Linked DNA regions of Homo sapiens: region 1 is linked to region 2. A link is an interaction called in ENCODE POLR2A ChIA-PET data of the cell type or tissue named here. Cell type or tissue: PC-9. All regions are shown on one strand. Links, peaks and the distances in the headings refer to the core of each region. The heading gives the core; the rest is flanking DNA. Region 1 holds the start of FGF5 (fibroblast growth factor 5). Region 2 holds the start of ANTXR2 (ANTXR cell adhesion molecule 2).

The links. ChIA-PET counts read pairs that join two places held together with the same protein. Peaks named below come from ENCODE experiments on the same cell type or tissue, not always from the same donor. Only the 100,000 strongest peaks of a DNase experiment are listed, where the experiment ranks them.
Region 1: POLR2A ChIA-PET joins it to region 2 with 9 read pairs; 4 of 35 experiments call an interaction of 5 or more read pairs at or near these places.

What each region holds. Positions count from the first base shown.
Region 1 is chr4:80,259,664-80,268,604 of GRCh38, forward strand. It overlaps FGF5 (fibroblast growth factor 5), which reads left to right and starts at 7,001. Exons shown (of 3, transcript NM_004464.4): 1 at 7,001-7,516. The coding sequence starts at 7,162. RefSeq lists enhancers at 3,678-4,179, 6,696-7,227. In PC-9, for the core only: no CTCF peak of the experiment used is centred there; no DNase peak of the experiment used is centred there; H3K4me3 peaks cover 1,223 bases; H3K27me3 peaks cover 388 bases.
Region 2 is chr4:80,065,553-80,074,493 of GRCh38, forward strand. ANTXR2 (ANTXR cell adhesion molecule 2) reads right to left here and starts at 7,677. Exons shown (of 17, transcript NM_058172.6): 1 at 6,857-7,677; 2 at 6,031-6,102; 3 at 3,884-3,955. The coding sequence starts at 7,008. RefSeq lists a silencer at 6,967-7,126 and enhancers at 7,307-7,416, 7,747-8,026. In PC-9, for the core only: no CTCF peak of the experiment used is centred there; no DNase peak of the experiment used is centred there; H3K27ac peaks cover 82 bases.

The DNA.
Region 1 (8,941 bases), core at 4,255-6,754, 200 kb after region 2:
CATATATATCATAAGAAAATTGAAACAGCTAAGCAATAATCAAATCACAATATGTTTGATGGTGACCCTGGTTACAACACAGAGTTCCACTGTGTGCTCCTCTAGCTCCCAGCAGAAAATTTGCTCATTTACAACCAAGAAAAGTCGTATTGTAATATGCTGTATGCTCCTAAAACCCTCCCTTAAGGATTACACAGGAGCTTCAAAGATAGGGAAGACAGCAGGGTGATTTGCATGAAGTAAATTCTTTTTTTAAAAAAAAATCTGTGAATGTAAGATTAGTCACTTTTTTTTCTTTTTTTAGGAGCTAATTTAGGACCTTCTCATTGCTCTGACCTGGGCCAGCTACTGAAATGAAAAGCAAATGGACCAAGGGTGTGGACACAGTAGATATGAGAAGTAACAGAATTTATCAGCATGATTGTCATAATACGAGCAAATGATCACAACATTAAAACTAAGTTGTATGTGTCATGTCTTTCTACTCCATTTTAAATCTCATTTTGTGTATGACTGCATGGGAGGTAAAGTGGGGACGTGTCGTAAGTTCTATTTTAGTTGTTATATACCATGATTATCAAATGCTCCTATAATGTGCTTATTGAATAAATGGTCCAAGATTGTTGGGCTAGCTAATTTGCAATTTGAAAAAAAATGATTAAAGGTGACAAAAGTGCAGTTTACAAATAATTCCCTTTTTAGAGGACACAGGAAAAGGAATTCTTTTCTTTCTTTCCCTTCTCTCTTTTTCTTTCTTTTTTATTTTTGTTAACAGCTTTTGTTTAAGTCAAAATCATCTTTTTGACTTCCCATAAAGTGTCTGGTTTCAGAAAAAGTATGCAAAGAATATTTCTCTAGAATGTGATGCCTAAACTTTTCCTGAAAGAAAACAACAAAACACACCAAAAACTAAACTGAAGCAAATTATCCACTTGCTATTGTTGAGGACATCTTTCAGATTCGGTGCAGTCCCACCCCAATAATTGGAGTTGCATCTCCAATTATTGTCCCCCTGAAGAAACCTAAGCACTTTATTTTGAAAAATAAATAAATAAAACATTGTCTGTGTGTTCTGGCTCTCAGACTTAGTCTGAAAAGTCACCTTTGATCAAATTATTTTCTGAACAAACAGCCTTTGAATGGGCTGGTGAATGGATAGCACGTGCATCATAGTTCCAGCAGCTTCCTACTGTTTTCTTGCTGGTACCAGGCTTGGTCTCACTTCTGTTCTCTTCCTGCCCTTCCCATTTGGCACAGGAAAGATGTTCTAGAAGAGGACATACGTTTTTCCCCCCATCCTCTATTCCCACTTTTCTTGAATGAGTACCCATTTGCTTATGGCCTGTCTTTGTGGATACAAACCAAATGCTAGAGCTATTCAAATAGCAGCTATGCTAATTTATCTTTTTTTTTCTTTTCTCATAGATAAGAAAAGTCTGATTTCCACCCAATGCACTCCTTTTGAGGAATTAAGACTGGAAGTATAGGCCGGGCTTGGCGGCTCATGCCAGTAATCCCAACACTTTGGGAGGCCAAGGCAGGCAAATCATTTGATCCCAGGAGTTCGAGACCAGCCTGGGCAACATAGCGAGACCAACCCCCCTCAACCCCCATCTCTATGAAAAATGCAAAAACTAGCCAGGTGTGGTGGTGCGTGCCTGTAGTTACAGCTACTCAGCAGGCTAAAGTGCGAAGATCACTTGAGCATAGGAGATGGAAGCTGCAGTGAACCCTGATTGTGCCACTGCACTCTAGCCTGGGAGACAGAATTAGACCCTGTTTCATAAAAAAAAAAAAAAAAAAAAAAAAGACTGGAAGTACTGCACCCCTCCACATATGTTTAGAATGTCCCCTTTGACATTATTAGATATAGACTGTACCAGTAAGAAAACCCATTACAAAGAGCAGAGAGGACTTTATTTGGGAGGCAGGGAAAGGTGGTATGATTTTTAAATCATGATTTTCATATGCATGTGTAAGGAGTACAGGGAATTGTATCCTTTATCTTCTACGGCTGGCCTTAGACAGGATAAAAGGCTTCCAGTTCTTAAGAGAAAGTATTTCCCTACAACTGGGTAATGCAGGCTAGGATAACTGGGGGTCTATAGTGGTTTGGGACTTAGTGCATGGATGTACCAGAAGCTAAAACAAAAATAGTCACTGGGATAACTGGAAAGCACAGGAGTTGGGCTTTATGAGAAAAACTGATTGCCTTGAGTTCACTTAGGTCACAAAGTACCTCTCTTTAGTAGCAAATGCTGTTTTACTTTCTGACTTCACAGATATAATGTCCAGTGGCCAATGGCCTTTTGCAAACAGGCCTCTTCTCAGAGGGAAGGACTGGACCCTGGAGAAAGAAGTCTAACCTCAGGACTTGCACAATTTGTAACTATACCTTCATCACCCTAAAAGTAGACACTGCACACATTCTTCTGTCCCTCTTGGTCTTTGGTTCTTCCTCACACAGCCGGCCCTTCCCAGCTCAGTGCTCCTTTAGCCACAGGCTATTTGTTGCTGTAGTTGCTGCCAACTTGGCTGGTGAGAAGCCAGGCCTGGAGGAAATAGAGGGTCCTGGCAAGAACCTGGACTGAGGGCCCCCACCAGGTTAGCTTCCGAGTCCTGCAATGCACTGTGCTTCTGTCTTAGTTGGCTTGGGCTGCTATAACAAGACAACCATGGACAGAATGGTTTAAACAACAAACATATTTCTCATGGTTCTGGAGGTTGGGAAGTCTGCGATCAGGGTGCCAGCATGGAGGGACTCCTTCCTTGTTTCCTCATTTGAGGGATTGGGGTTGTGAGAGGAAGAAAGCTCTCTCCTCTTTTTATAAGGGGGAGGCAGAGGGGCATGCACTAATCCCACCTCATGACCTGATTAACTTCCAAAGCCCCATATCCAAATACTATCACATAAAAGAACAGAGTTTTAACTTGAATTTTGGGTACCCAAACATTCAGTCCATAGCAGTCTCTACTAAAAAGTGTATGCAATTAGAGGCCACTGTGGGGCTCCCAGGACCTGATTAACAAAAGATAGTACTATCTGGGTATAGCCTGAGAGTATGAAAGGGTGATAGGAATATAGAGTTGGGTAGGGGTGGGGTGCAGAGGCTTTTGGGACCATGTTTGAAACAGCTATCCCAGGAAAGCATTCTAAAAATCCTTGGGTTTTCTTTGGATCAAACAAAGAAAATTTGGCCTTGCCTTCAAACTGTACAGTCATCTTAAAGCTCAGAACAGGCAAATTTCTCATGGCACCTGCACCTCCAGGAGTGGAGATTTTGGGGTAACTGAGGCTCTTGGAACAGAAGTCTGTGTAAGATCAGCCTGGCACAGTGGCAGCCTGGTTCCTGGGTCAGACAGCCTCCCAGGACAGTGGCTTGCATTGCCAGGGTTGTTCATTCTATTCCATCATCTATCTCTTGTCCGTCCTTCCAACCCAGCATGAGACATTGTAGGATGAACAGTCTTGCCTTCAGGACCCTTGCCTCAGTGAGGCCTGGCCTCAGTTTAAACCCAGGGGAATGTTGTAAATATTGAGACGGTCTCTAGAGTGAAGGAAATATTGGGCTCTGACTTGACTTATACACCCTGACTTCTCTTTTCTTAGGCTTCTGGGTTCCAACCAGAGGTTACCGGTAACTTTATCTTCTTTTGCATTGATTTCTGTCTCTAGTAACCAGATCACACTTGTAGTTACGAAAGGGATAGGGGAAATTCACCACCAGTTTTCCACACAGAAATAGGGGAGGCCTGGAAAGAAAGTTCAGATGCTGGGGTCCAGGAAAAGTGACCCTGAGGGGGTTGGTCTAGGAAATGTGAGGCCTAGTGGGGTGAGACACCGCTGAAAGAGAGCTCAAGAAGAGGGGGTGGGGACCTAAGCCGAAGCCCGCGCACTCACTGCCTGGCGCCTAGGTGACTGGTGGAATCTGCTAATCTGTTGGGTAGTTTTTCCGTCGTCTGTCAGGTGGCGATGAGTGGAAACTAATCTTCGGGGCCGTTTGTTTTACCTCTGCAGGAAGCAGGGCGCTTGCGCCTTCTCCCAACCTTGCTTTCCTGGCTGGGAGAACGCAGGAATTGGAGAACTGAGCTGTGGGCTCGAATCCGCGCATGACCTGGAGATCTGGACCAAGCTCCGAGGCTTAATGGGGAAAGCTGAGATGTCCCCAGCAGGGGGCTTTGGGCGATTAACTTTTCGGAAAGTCGCCAGAGAAAGTGTGGTGCAGGCTTGCGCTCTTTTGGGTGGAGTTCACAGGAGTAGGGCTCGAGGTAGCCAAAACAGTAAATTGAGATAGCTCCCCGCCCCACATTCCCCACTGCAGAATTGCTGTGGACAGAGGCTCTCGAAGATCGGCTGCTCAGAGTGGTAGGCAGGATGTAGACCAGGGCGGGCGCAGCCCTGGCGCATAGCGCGACCCTTTCGTCTCTCAGCTGAGCTGCGGAGGAAGGGGGCTTGGCAGCTCAGCTCACGGAACAAGCGCAGTGCTGTCTTTCATGTTTCACTGTTCAGTTTTTGTAGCTTTTTTTAATGGCCCCAATACATAACTCTCTTGTGAAAAAAAAAGTTTAATAGCATCCACCCTACACACTTATGATCACCAATGGAGATTTCCTTTTAAGCCCCGAGTATGTGGGCACATTCGGCTGCCCGCCCAACCCCCAATCCTCCCACCCCAGTATGGAAGACAGTCGGGCGTTGAGGACTGGTTTGCCAAATTCAATCACTGTCCACAACAGCTGGTCACTTGTCTCCTTTTAGTGAGCCCCTGACTCTTTCTAAGCCCTTGGAATCCAGAAAAGTGTATCTTGCCATCCTCCAGTTTGAGGTAGACTAAAGCCTGAGCAGGTGTCTTTGCCTTCCTGGGTCATCCCTAGGCAAGGATTTGATCCCCAGTTTGGCTCTTGCGGGAGTTGAGAGGGAAACAAGGATGGTTGTTTCAGTGCAGGCGGGGCTGCAGAAACTGAGAGAAGGGAGCAAAGACAAGAGGCTGATAACAGCTCCAGAAACTGGACTCCAGAGTCCTCTTGACCTCCTGGGTTTAGACAGGGGGCTGATAGTGCAGCTGGGGCAGGAACCACTCTCCTCCTCTTTCAGCAGACTCCTTGGGAAAAGGAAAGGGAGAAACAAGCAGCTGGATTTGCTTTGGAGAATCTTCGTCACTTGAGGAATGGGCTGTGTATTTGCGTGGCATGGGGGAACTTACAAATGGCATTCAGCAGCATCAATGTGGCTTAAACCCTGACAGCTTTGCCACAGACCTCAGGGCATTGCCTGAAGAAGGAACAGCACCCAGGTTCAGAACCATCCTACAATCATCCTCCCCAGAAGAAGGTGATTTCAGTCAAGTAGACCATTCTGAGAGATACTGTGACTGTTCTCAATGTCTACTTTTAGGGTTGCCTTGTAAGGATCTGCCTACCCACCCTAGTTAAGGGAGAAGTATATAACTTGAGCCTAGAACAGTGGACAGGGGGTGTGTTCAGCTCTGGACAGTATCTCATGTAGTGTGCCCATGTTATGCACATCTATGTGTGATGTCCTCTTTCTTTATCACAGTGGTTTTACTACACTTTCCAGGTAACCTTCTGTTTTACAAGTACTTTGATGTTACTCTGGCGGTGGAAGATTCCAAACCTGAAAAATCTGCATTGTTTTATATGCGTTTCATTATTGAGATGGAAAACCTTAAGTAGGTACTCAATAATGGGTAAGGCCGTTTCTTAGCTTCAACCTTGGTTCATCTGAATTGACCTTATCAGTCAATAGCACGGGCCGTTTCATTAAAATAACCAATGAATAATGTATCATAGCTTAGTTTAAAGTTTCAAATATGTTTTTAGACAGAAACATTCCAAGCATGCAAGTCAGGTGTATTTCCCAGATAAATAACAGTCTGGGGACGTTGCCCGTACAGGGAAATTCTCTGTTCTCAAGGAAATTTTCCCTTCTCGGGTTTCCTGAGGTTGAAATCCAGCGCGCACGTCATTAATCATTCACTGAGGTCGGTCCCTCAGTCAATGGCAGGTCTGGGTAAGCTAAAGCGAGCAGTTAGCTAACCCTTCCTGCCACGGGGATCCTGGGGCGAAAGAGGACAACTGGGCGGTCAGTTACATGTGCTGGTGTCCAGCCGCTGCCTCTCTTTCCCCGGTCGGAGCGCGGGGGTGCGTGTGCCCTCACTCTCACGAATACAGACGGAGAGCTTCCCAGAAGGAAAAACAAATTCGTCATAATGTTCAGCGCAGCCGAGAGTTTCCAACAAGAAAGCAGCTCCAGTCGTGGCATGATGACTCAGGGTGGCGTTTTAAACGCTGAATAAACCCATTCCTTAGCTCTTTAATAAATCGCTAATAACAGCAAAAACAGCCTTCTCCCCGAACCGCGCCACACCAAAGGCTTCCCAAGTTGGGCTGCGAATCCCTGTTTGGTTTTCCAACGCCGAAAGACGTAGAAGCAGTGGGATCTCCTGGTGGGACGCATTTCTCCAAGGGCTCCCAGAGAGAGGACGAGATAGCAGGGTTTACAGGGCAAAGAGAGGAGAACCTGGAAATCGTGTCCTGGGGGGCAAGAGTGCGTTGCCCAGTCACAAGTGTGCTGTAGAGGTGGGAGAGGACAAGGACCCATTTCCACATTTCAACCCTCCGTTTCTATCGCTGCCCCTGGAGGACTCAGCTGCTAACGCCGAGCTCGTTTCCACGCGGCTCTGGTCCTAGTCGGGGAATCCGGGTGGCCGCGCGACGCGAGAGAACTGCTGGGATGCGTGGCCCTGGTATGGGCGCACCCAGCGTCCGGGGCGCAGGTTCTCTCAGCCCAGCTTCTCCTCCCACTCACTCGCTCGGATCTCCTCCCTCCTTCACATCCCCCGCCCCCGGGACCGCGAGGCTCCCTCCCCGCACCGGCCAGTGAGTACACAAAGCCGCGGGTGAGGGGAAGCTTCGCAGGCGTGCACGGAGCAGTGAGATCACTGGCGTTATAAATATCCCGGTGCCAGCGCGGAGATCCGCTCGGGTGGCCTCTCTCTTCCCCTCTCCCCTTCTCTTCCCCGAGGCTATGTCCACCCGGTGCGGCGAGGCGGGCAGAGCCAGAGGCACGCAGCCGCACAGGGGCTACAGAGCCCAGAATCAGCCCTACAAGATGCACTTAGGACCCCCGCGGCTGGAAGAATGAGCTTGTCCTTCCTCCTCCTCCTCTTCTTCAGCCACCTGATCCTCAGCGCCTGGGCTCACGGGGAGAAGCGTCTCGCCCCCAAAGGGCAACCCGGACCCGCTGCCACTGATAGGAACCCTAGAGGCTCCAGCAGCAGACAGAGCAGCAGTAGCGCTATGTCTTCCTCTTCTGCCTCCTCCTCCCCCGCAGCTTCTCTGGGCAGCCAAGGAAGTGGCTTGGAGCAGAGCAGTTTCCAGTGGAGCCCCTCGGGGCGCCGGACCGGCAGCCTCTACTGCAGAGTGGGCATCGGTTTCCATCTGCAGATCTACCCGGATGGCAAAGTCAATGGATCCCACGAAGCCAATATGTTAAGTAAGTTACTCGCTCTCCTACAAAACCCGTCCTAGGCGGCCGCGGAAGATTCGGGAGGGACAGCAGGTATTCGCCGGGACACAGGCTCACCTTCCTGAGCCCAGGCCACTGGGACCAAGCTGATACTCAGAAACAGCCGGGCGGGTTGGGTGGAGATGCATCTATATGGCGTGCGCACACGCACCCCTCTCCTGGGCATGAGGAATTGCGATTTCTCAGGTGTATGTTACCTAGAGGCTGGTGCCCAGACGGGTACCTTGTTTTCAGTTTGCTCTAGCCTCAAAGACGAGTCCCCAGCCATGACAGGAGAGAACAAAAAACTCATTTCTTCTCACTCAATTTGTTTACCTTCTGCTTATGAACTAGCCTGGCATTTTTCATTAGGCATCAAAGGCAGCCCTTCTCCCTATCCATAACTGAAGTTATTTTTTGAAAAGAAGAATCAAATCCCAAATACTTCCCTCTTCCATCCGCTACCATAAACCTCAAATTAATATTGTATATGTATATGTATATATGTATATAAGTCTATGTATACAATGTATACACATAGGTAGATAGATAGATAGATAGATAGATACACAGATAGATAGACAGACAGATAGATAACTAGGGGACACCAGACAGACATTCCTGCTTGGAAGAAGATTGTGCTCTAGAAAACTGGACGCGTTTAGAGAGGGAGACATGATAAACATTGAAATTACTAACTCCAGAGTTGGATTTAACAATGTTTAGTATCTTGAGACCATGACTACACCGTATTAGGAGAGTGGCCAGCCTTTGGTCCCCAAGAACAGTTAGGGGAAAGTTCCTTATTTTAGAAGAAACGCAGAGGTTAAATTTGGTAGGGGTGCAGATTTTGTAGGACTTTTTATAAACAAAGTTTTAAATTTTCCCTCTGAGTTTTTTCTTTCAGCACGCTCTCTTTTTTCCTTTCTCATCTCCTCTTCCCTTCCACCCCATCTATGTTTCCAGACCATCGCAGCCACTCCTCTGGTTTCTCTTCACTGCCTCTAGGCAGCTGGGGGCAGGGACGGTTTGGGGCTGTGAGTAGGAGTGGGGAGATCTCTGTGGGGCTTTTGCTCAGTAGGGCCAGATCGCTCTTCCAGCGCGGGTTGGTCCACCAGGCAGAGCCCCAGCCAGGGCCTGTCAGGTACCCAGGGAGACCGGAAATGTAGCCAGGAGACAGCAGCGCTCACAGTCACCTGGTTTCAGTGTCAGCCTGGTTGCTCCTAGATGTTCCTAACTTGCTCCATCTCAGACCAAAGACTCCACGGGCCATTGGGCTCCTTCTTACACAGGCTCCAGAGGAGCGTGGACACCACCGGCGGTCTGAAGATTTGGCAGCCAGCAGTCTCCAGAGGGGGGTCGGAGGCGCGCAAGTGGGTAAGGCGGTAGGCTGGCTAGCCTCCTCCGGTGGGT
Region 2 (8,941 bases), core at 2,490-4,989:
TGTTTCAAATTAAAGTATTTAAAAGAATAAGGTTTTTAAGTTACGAGTATATAAAATGCATAACATCATTTTTTGGCATGTTTATTACTTTATTCATGCATTTACATAGTACCGGATGCCATGCTGAAAGCATAACAGAAGACACAGCCCTACGGTAAGTATTTACTACCTTCTAATCTTGCCTCATCTCTACTAAGAATCTTCAGCAACACTCTGAGAAACATGAAAGAGCTACTTATTTACCAAGATTGTGAAGAATTATGAGTGCTAGAAACAAAATTGTGAAACCTGCAGTGCTTAACCTTTGGTTTTCTTTGCTTAACCTTTGCTTTCCTCACACACTCTGATCTATTTGTGATTGTAATATATAACATCAAGATTTTAATAGTTTATATGCAGAATTCCAATTTCTAGGCTTTGAAACAAAGATTCACAATAGTTGTGGAATCATTTGTTTACTGATCTGCATATAATATGCAAATTGTTTCTTCACACTTAAAAGTGTGTAATGGAGGAAAAGTGACCCTATATCCAAATATAGAGGACCACAGAAACTTGAGAAGTTACTGATTTAATTAAATAAAATTAGTAAAATAGCAATATAGAACAAGAAAATAATGTCCTTTATTGGAGGTTGTCCTATGCTATACAAAGGAACTTTATATACATTATCTTATTTTGATCTTCACAAAAACTCAAATATGGAAGATTTTATGTCCTGCACCTTATGGACATAAAACTGATACACTGTTATACAATTTGCCCCAAGTTTCCAAATCAGTCAGTGACAAAACTGGAACTCTAGCCTAGGCATTCTCAGTGTTATTTTCTGCCACCCCAAACTAATTAAAAATGCCACAAATAGTGAAATTTATTAAAACTTAAAGTGTTTATATTTAGGAAGAGACAGAGGAACCAACTATGTATAAAACAAGTTGCAAGTAGTGTTATTAAAATTCCTTTTGGAATATTATAAATCCTTTTAAGAAGGGCAATATTTTCTTTATGTAAGCATGATTCTTCTCTGATCATTAAAATACTGTATACTGCCTAGCTCCAGATGATAATAATAGTGATAAAGCCTTTATCTCTTGAAAACTTATATACCAGACTCTGTTCTAAATACTTCACATTCATCAACTTTCATTCATGTAACAATTTTATGGGGTAGGTATTACTATCATCATCATCATCATTGCCGTCATTATATAGATGAAAAAAGAAGAAGCATAAAGAGGTTAAGCAACTTATCCTTGACCATTTGGCTAGTAAATTGGAAAGCCAGGATTTACACGCAGGTAGATTTGGTCTAGTGACTCTTAGCTGCAACATTATGCTGCCTCTTTAAAGAAAGGCCTCTTCTGGTGAGGTGCAGTGGCTCACGCCTGTAATCCTAGCACTTTGGGAGGCCGAGGCGGACGGATCACGAGGTCAGGAGATCAGGAGATCGAGACCATCCCGGCTAACACGGTGAAACCCCGTCTCTACTAAAAAATACAAAAAATTAGCCGGGCGTGGTGGTGGGTGCCTGTAGTCTCAGCTACGCGGGAGGCTGAGGCAGGAGAATGGTGTGAACCTGGGAGGTGGAGCTTGCAGTGAGCCAAGATCATGCCATTGCACTCCAGCCTGGGCAACAGAACGAGACTCTGTCTCACAAAAAAAAAAAAGAAAGAAAGAAAGGCCTCTTCTGTAACCTATCTCAGTGTCTCCCCTATTAGATTCAACCAATGATGAAAGAAGAATCACTAACGTGGGTTAAAGATTTAAACCCCTTCCATGCGTATCTAAGCAATACCAATCTGGTCACCCAGTGACCTACACTTCATCTTCAAAGTGCTGAGGAACCATATGCAAAGTGTCTAGCAAAGAACCTGGCACAATGTTTGCAGCTATCAATGACTGAGAGTTTCTACAAGCCTGGCATGATGCTAAGTGTTTTTCTATATATAGGAATGCCATAAATGTTAAAATGGTTCTTTTTTTTCTGGATTGGCTAGATACAAGGCTGTTTCTTTGGAAATTAAGCTGGGCAATGGAGAAAATTTATTTTCATAAAGGCGAGAACTGTTAAATCACTGAGCATAGAAAGCTGCCATACACGGGTTGTGGACTACCATGGCTCTGGCTCCTGATGAGATTCATTCTCATCCACACAAGAAAGTAAGGAGGGCCATTATCCTCAGCAAACTAACACAGGAACAGAAAACCCAACACTGCATGTTCTTGTAAGTGGAAGCTGAACAATGAGAACACATGAACACAGGGAGGGGAACAACGCACACTGGGGCCTGTGAGGGGTGCAGGGGAGAAAGAGCATCAGGATAGATAGCTAATGCATGTGATGGGTTGATAGATGCAGCAAACTACCACGGCACACGTTTACCTATGTAACAAACCTGCATGCCCTGCACATGTATCCCAGAACTTAAAATTAAAATTAAATTAAATTTAAAAAGAAGAAAGAAAGGAGAAGTATCAATGGGAAGACAAGATCCTAGGCTGCACTCAGCATCTGCAGGGAGATTTTCCTCTCTAGGAAAAGGAAAACTAAAAGCACAAAGATTAAAATCTTATACGGATAATTTTCTAAATCAATTAAGTGAATTATAAATAAGTTCTCTCCCCCAGTTCCTTTAGATATTATGATTTCTTGACCTTTTCAAGGGAAAACTTAATTTACAAAAAACTGTTTTTACAGTTAACTTTTCAGAAATTCACATATCATGCAAAACAAAGTACACCAGCTTCCCTTGCTGAAACTACAGTTCAGAAAAATTTTATTTCAAAATAACAGGAAACCACTCATTCATTCATTCAACAAGAATTTATTGACCAAAAACTGGCTTACATACTCTGTTAAATAAAGTAGACATAAAAATGAAGAATAAAAGCTCCCTCCCACTATGGATCCCATTCTTTAAAACATGTCAGTGAGGTGGGGTGTGGTGGCTCACACCTATAATCCCAGAACTTTGGGAGGTCAAGGCAGGCAGATCTCTTGAGGTCAGGAGTTCAAGATCAACCTGGCCAATACAGTGAAACCCCCGTCTCTACTAAAAAAATACAAAAATTGGCCAGGTGTGGTGGCATGTGCCTATAATCCCAGCTACTCGGGAGGCTGAAGCATGAGAATTGCTTGAACCTGGGAGGTGGGGGCTGCAGTGAGCCAAGATAGCACCACTGCACTCCAGCCTGGGCAACAGAGAGAGACTCTGTCTCAAAAAATAAAAATAACATAAAATATATCAATGACTATTTCTAACTTGTCATTGACACTGTTTGAATGACACAGAAATGGTCATATGAAATACTGTGACATTGGTCTGAAAAAGACACCTTTTAAAAAACACTAAGGAGATTAAATAGATAGGTAGATAGATATAGAGATATATTGGTATACATATTGATATATACTAAGTTCCCTTATAAAGGTGAATATATTCAGCATTAATGGACCTCAGAGAAAGACCAGAAATCCAGGATGTCTACTGAATCTAGGAAATTATCCAAAAGGATCCATATCTTTCTCCCCCTCAATGTTCTTCAAATTCCTGGTTGATTAATATATTATATCTAAACAAGAAAAATGTAGAACTACTTACAGTAACAGAGAGGCCGGGGAAGGTAGGAAGTGGTGAATATACAACTAAGACAGGGATCTAGATTTCACTGCACATTCCACAGCCACTATAAATGATATTGATTTTCAGATTAACTGCTCTTTTATATTACTCATACCTCCTTTCCCTTCTATTAGAGAACTGAATTGTCTGTGCATCTGCTTGATTCCACTGAGAGGCCTGAATCACCACTTGGAAATATCAATCATGCCTTTAAAATTCATCTCTACTAAAAGCCTGCAGTGAAATGATAATGCACTAACCTGTCTCCAGTTAATGGCAAAATAATAGTTGCTTGAGAAGAAAACACAATGAAAGATAATCTCATTTCAGGGCTGCAAAATAAGAAAAGAGGCAGTTAAAACATTTTTAAAAAGAAATATTGATACGATACAGATGTATAGTTAGGGAGGTTCATTTAAAATTGGTCTCACTGAATGGTCCAGGCTTCTTTTAAATGACATTCCCTAAGTAAATAGACGAACTCTGCTTAACATTGTTGCATAAGTCATTTTGGATTTAGTCAACGCTTCCCAGCACTCACATACTCCTCCATGACCCATAAGGACTTGCATTTAGAGAGAGACTAACTGGAAAGATAAATTCTAAGCTGATGTAAAATTCTTTCGTAGAAAATTCCTCTTCCCTTGGTTTTCTACAACATTTCCTTTAAAGGTGGCCAGGCCCTTCAAAGTGATTATGGTTATCAACACTTATGGGTGGAGAGTACCCAGTTTGACTTAATGACCATAACTATGATATGAGTCTATAAAAAAGTCATCCTGAAGTAAGACTACTTAAAGAGTCATGGAAAATGTGAAAGAAACAATAAATCACTTTCTGCTTAGGCATTTTTTATTTTCTAAGTCTCAAACATGCTATTTTCCATTGGCAACAAGTGCCCCAGTCAGCTATATCTTTCAAGTTTTAGGCATGTCTCTCACAGAACGGTTCTTGCTTCTCGGACACTCTCTGCAACTACTACTAAGATTCAAAACTGAAGATATGAAACTAGAATCTATAAACTGAAAATCAGAATCCTCTCAAAGGCTTATACATATTTTAAAAGTCAGTCTCTTCATTAGTCACCCCTTATTCACTTCCTACAATGTATTGTTAGTAATTGAGCAACTAGGCTTGAGCCAGACAACTGTGTATTATAGAATTCCAACTTAAAAACCAGATCAATGAGTTAAGATAAGAGCTTGCTTCTTTAAAATGTTGTAGTGATGTGATTCATTGCTTTTGATCAAAATCTACATGACACCCTTTTCACATTGAAGGATTAAATTAGAAAATTTATAAACAACTGTCTGTTCTGCCTTTGACATTTAGGGACATAGGATCTTGTTTGTTTTTCTTTCCTAGACAGTTTTACCTCAGACCCTGTCCAGAAATGAGTGTTAAACTTGGCTTCTTAAGCAAGGGACTGATGATTGAACATGGACAGGCATACATTTTTATAGGGATAACTTTACTGCTGCCAATAACTGAAAGCAAGGATTGCCTAGGCCTCTACAGATTGTTTGAAGTTACTTGCAACATGACTTTCAAAATGTTTTGATCATCCAAGCCTGTTTTACAGAAAACATTTGGGCTAACAAGACTGAAAGAAGCAATATTTAATGATACAGTTCCTATTCATGTCCTTTCCATTATCTTGATAAACTTGTGTTTGCTCATTGCATTTTTTCTTTAAAAAAAAAAGAAGGAAAAAAAAAGCCTCAAAAGCCTAGTGTCCTGAGGTTATTTTTAAATAGGAGATGCCACTAATTCCTAGTTACCTCTAAATAAGAGAGTAAGCTGGATTTCATACCAGTAATGCTTTTTATAGGAGAGGAAACCAGTCTTTCCTGGTGATGCTTATTGCATATATAGAACAGTTAAATTTTAAACCAACCACACACCCACACATTGTGTAAACACAAGTCGTTGCTTTAAACACACACACAAGTGCCTTTTCTGGTAGCGGGTTATTAACACATGTTCATTTGAAGTTTTCCAACACTTTTTGTTTGTTTTAATGAGGGCCTCTATAATGCTAAGAAATGTGTGGAAAGAAAAATATATTATGGATACTATTCGCATAAAATTTATTTTTTTAATGTGATAAATTATGAGAAAGCATAACTGAAATTCAAAACAGATGAAAATTCGGAAAGAAAAAGACATTTGGAATAGTATTTGAAGATGCTTCCCCAGAGTCTGAGCCAAGTTTCTGGGATCCAGATGAAATAAGCCCTCAAGGACTGAAGGGCTGTCCTAATAACAGCATGTGTGCAATACGACCTTGAGGCACTTAAAAGTAACATTTCAGGAAAAGTTTTTCCTATAAAAGGTTTCAGAAAAGGGAAATTCTACACTTTGCTCTACTTCTCCACTGCCTAGAAAAGTAAAGTAAGAAAGATACCTCACAAATCTCTCCGCAAGTTGCTGTACGAAATTATAAATTTCAATCCAGTTATTTGCCACACTCCCAGACCTGAAAGATGAAATTGAACTGATCAGAGAAACAAAACACGGAACTGAAAAGTAAACATTTTGAAATGGTTCCTTCTTCAATGCCACGAACATAGGGGCACCTGGCCTCTTTTTCAAGCTAAGTAAGGGTATCTGTAGCTGAAACTTTGGTGGTACCCAGAGTTAAAGAAGTCAGTCCCAGAGCAAGACTCCGTCAAAAAAAAAAAGAAGAAGAAGAAGTCAGCCCGTTTTCTGGGGTGGGTAAATACCTGCCTAATTGTTTAGAGTGGAACCCAGCTCTTCAGAGTAAACACAAAAGCCTTTCTTCGCAGGAAATGCAAACCACATTGGGCATGTTAACCCTAGGCTTTTCCTGGCTCCAATGAAAGCGCTATGATTAGGATAAAACCAGGCAAACTTTAGCCTGCGTACGAGCAGGGTCGAGGAGGTGGGTAAGGACTCTGTGGCCGATGGAGCGTGGCCCGCAAGAGGCCACACTCCCATTTCCCAAGAGGCCAAAAGACTGGCAAACAGTGAATACCCCAACTCCCCAAAGAGCCAAGTAGCCCGGGGCTCCAATCACTACCCCCGACCCGGCTGATCTCCGCCCACACAGATCCGAACGCGCTTGCCCTTTGAAAGAAGACAGCAACAGGGCACCCCTCCGCGGGTTTCCAACACCACTCCCCGGGGTGCGCACACGCATCTCAGCCTCAGCCCCAGCTGATCCAGTGCCGCCCTCACCAGGAGACCCTGGACCTCCCTCGCACACTCACTTGTCCAGGACGAAGTAGAGATCAAAGGCTCTTCTGCAGGAGGGCTGCTCCTGGGCGCGCAGCAGCCCCCCGGGACCGCTGAGCACCAACAGCCACAGCCCGGGGAACAGCCAGCTCCCGGGGCTGCGGGCCGGGGACCGCTCCGCCACCATCCTGCGGCCGGGGGCCTGAGACTCCCTCCCGCTCGCAGTCCCCTAAGCTCAGGAGGGTCGCAAAGGTGGCGGGAGTCACCCGGCACGCACTCTGGGGTGGGGGGCGGCGAGCAGCTGAGACGCCGGCGCCTGCGGCAGCGGGACCCACCAGCTGACAGGGAGGGAGAGAGGGAGGTCCTGAGAGGACAAAGGGAGTCTCCGCCACCGCCGCAGCTGCCGCCGGAACTCTTGACGAATCCCAGTGGAAGCGCGATCCAGTCCTCCCCCTCCCGATTCCGGAGAGTTCCTGCAGACAATGCGGGCCCACGGCGACAGCTCGCGAAAGGAGTTCCTCTCCGGCCTGGGGCCGAGCCTCCAGCGCCCGCCTCGGACCCGGACCTGGAACCCACCCCGCCTGGAGGGCTGAAGTCCCCCCCGCTGCCGTGCGCTTCGGGACAAGGGGTCCCTGGGACGCGGCGACGGCAGAACAAACTAGGAGTGGAGACTCTTCTCCTCCGGCGGCCCCAACTCCCTCCGCACTCCGAAACTTTCCTCCCGGTGCTGGACTCTGGCACTGCGCTGACAGGCCGTCCCCTTTAGGGGAGGAGGCTAGCTGGCCCTGGGACTCCCGGCTGGAGAGAAGCCACGCCGAGGGCAGGAGCCCGCTCGGGCCGGGTCTGGGCTGCGTGTGTCAGTGTGCGCCTGGGGACGAGGGCGGGGCCCCAGCTGAAGCCTCCGAGCCACACATGCACACTTGTGGGTTCCTGCCGAGTTGAAGATGACTAACGCTTGCCAGATTTGGGAAAGGGAAGAAGGAGTTTAGAAAAACAAAAGTTATCTAGAAACTAAACATACCCGTATGTCCTGCAGGCCTGGCCTATTTTAGCAGCTGTGCTAAAACAGCCCCCATGCGTGGTTCACAAACCCAAGACTAAGGATTCCATGGGAGGTGACGGCCTCCTCACTCCTCACTCCACCCCACCCCTACTACCACAAACACTCTTTATGAACTTCCTCTTTTTCTTCTAAAGAAACCTGCTTAGTTTTTTTTTTTTTTTTCTTTAAAAAAAGCCAAGCCAAGGAAAGGCCGGAGTGGGGAGTGGGAGGGGATAGCAGGCCTCTTTGGGAGTGGAAAGTTGTACCTCAAAATATTTCAGCCCACTGTCATTTCCCTGCAAGCTCCAGTTTTGGAGAATTTCAGCTTTGGGCAAGCTAGGTCTCCTTTGCAAAACTTGTGCAAGCACTCAAGTTTGTGCACAAATCCTCTGTCTACTAGTTCTGCTCTCCCTCCTCTCTCTTCCCCCCACCTCCGTGACTTCCGCCCTCCCTTAGTCAAAACTGGCTTTTAGAACCTAAATACCTTTTCATTTTTAACAAAATCAATGCTTTATGTAGTACTTACATATACATCTCTTCTGTTTGTTGCCATATGTATTTAACTTTTCATTTATTATATTTGATATACAACCAGATATGTCAGCTCTTTGAAGATAAAAATTAGTTACTTTAACAAAGATTCATTGAGTGCCTATTATTTGCTAGGCACTGTTCCAGAAGTGGAGGTTAGTGCACAGAACAAGATAACAAGCCCTTGCTTTCATGAAGCTGACAGTCTGGCTGAAGAGTGAAAACAGACAATAAGAAATAAATACATAAGCAAGGAAAAAAAATGTCCATATTGGAAAGGTGGCCTGTAGAAATTTAAAATATTGTGATGATAAAGAATGACAGACTCAGTGACTAACAAAAAAGACCCAGTCATTCCAAGAGCTCTAAGGGGAAACATTTGGAGTTACTGCAAAGGTCCATAGACATTAGCTTAGCATATTCAAAAAAGAAAAAAAAAAAACTGTGTAGCTGGAGCTTTGCAGGTAAGATGATGTAAGACAAATAGGCAAGGGCCAGATTATGTGATGCTTTGTTTACTGAGATAAGGAATTCAGATATTTAATAT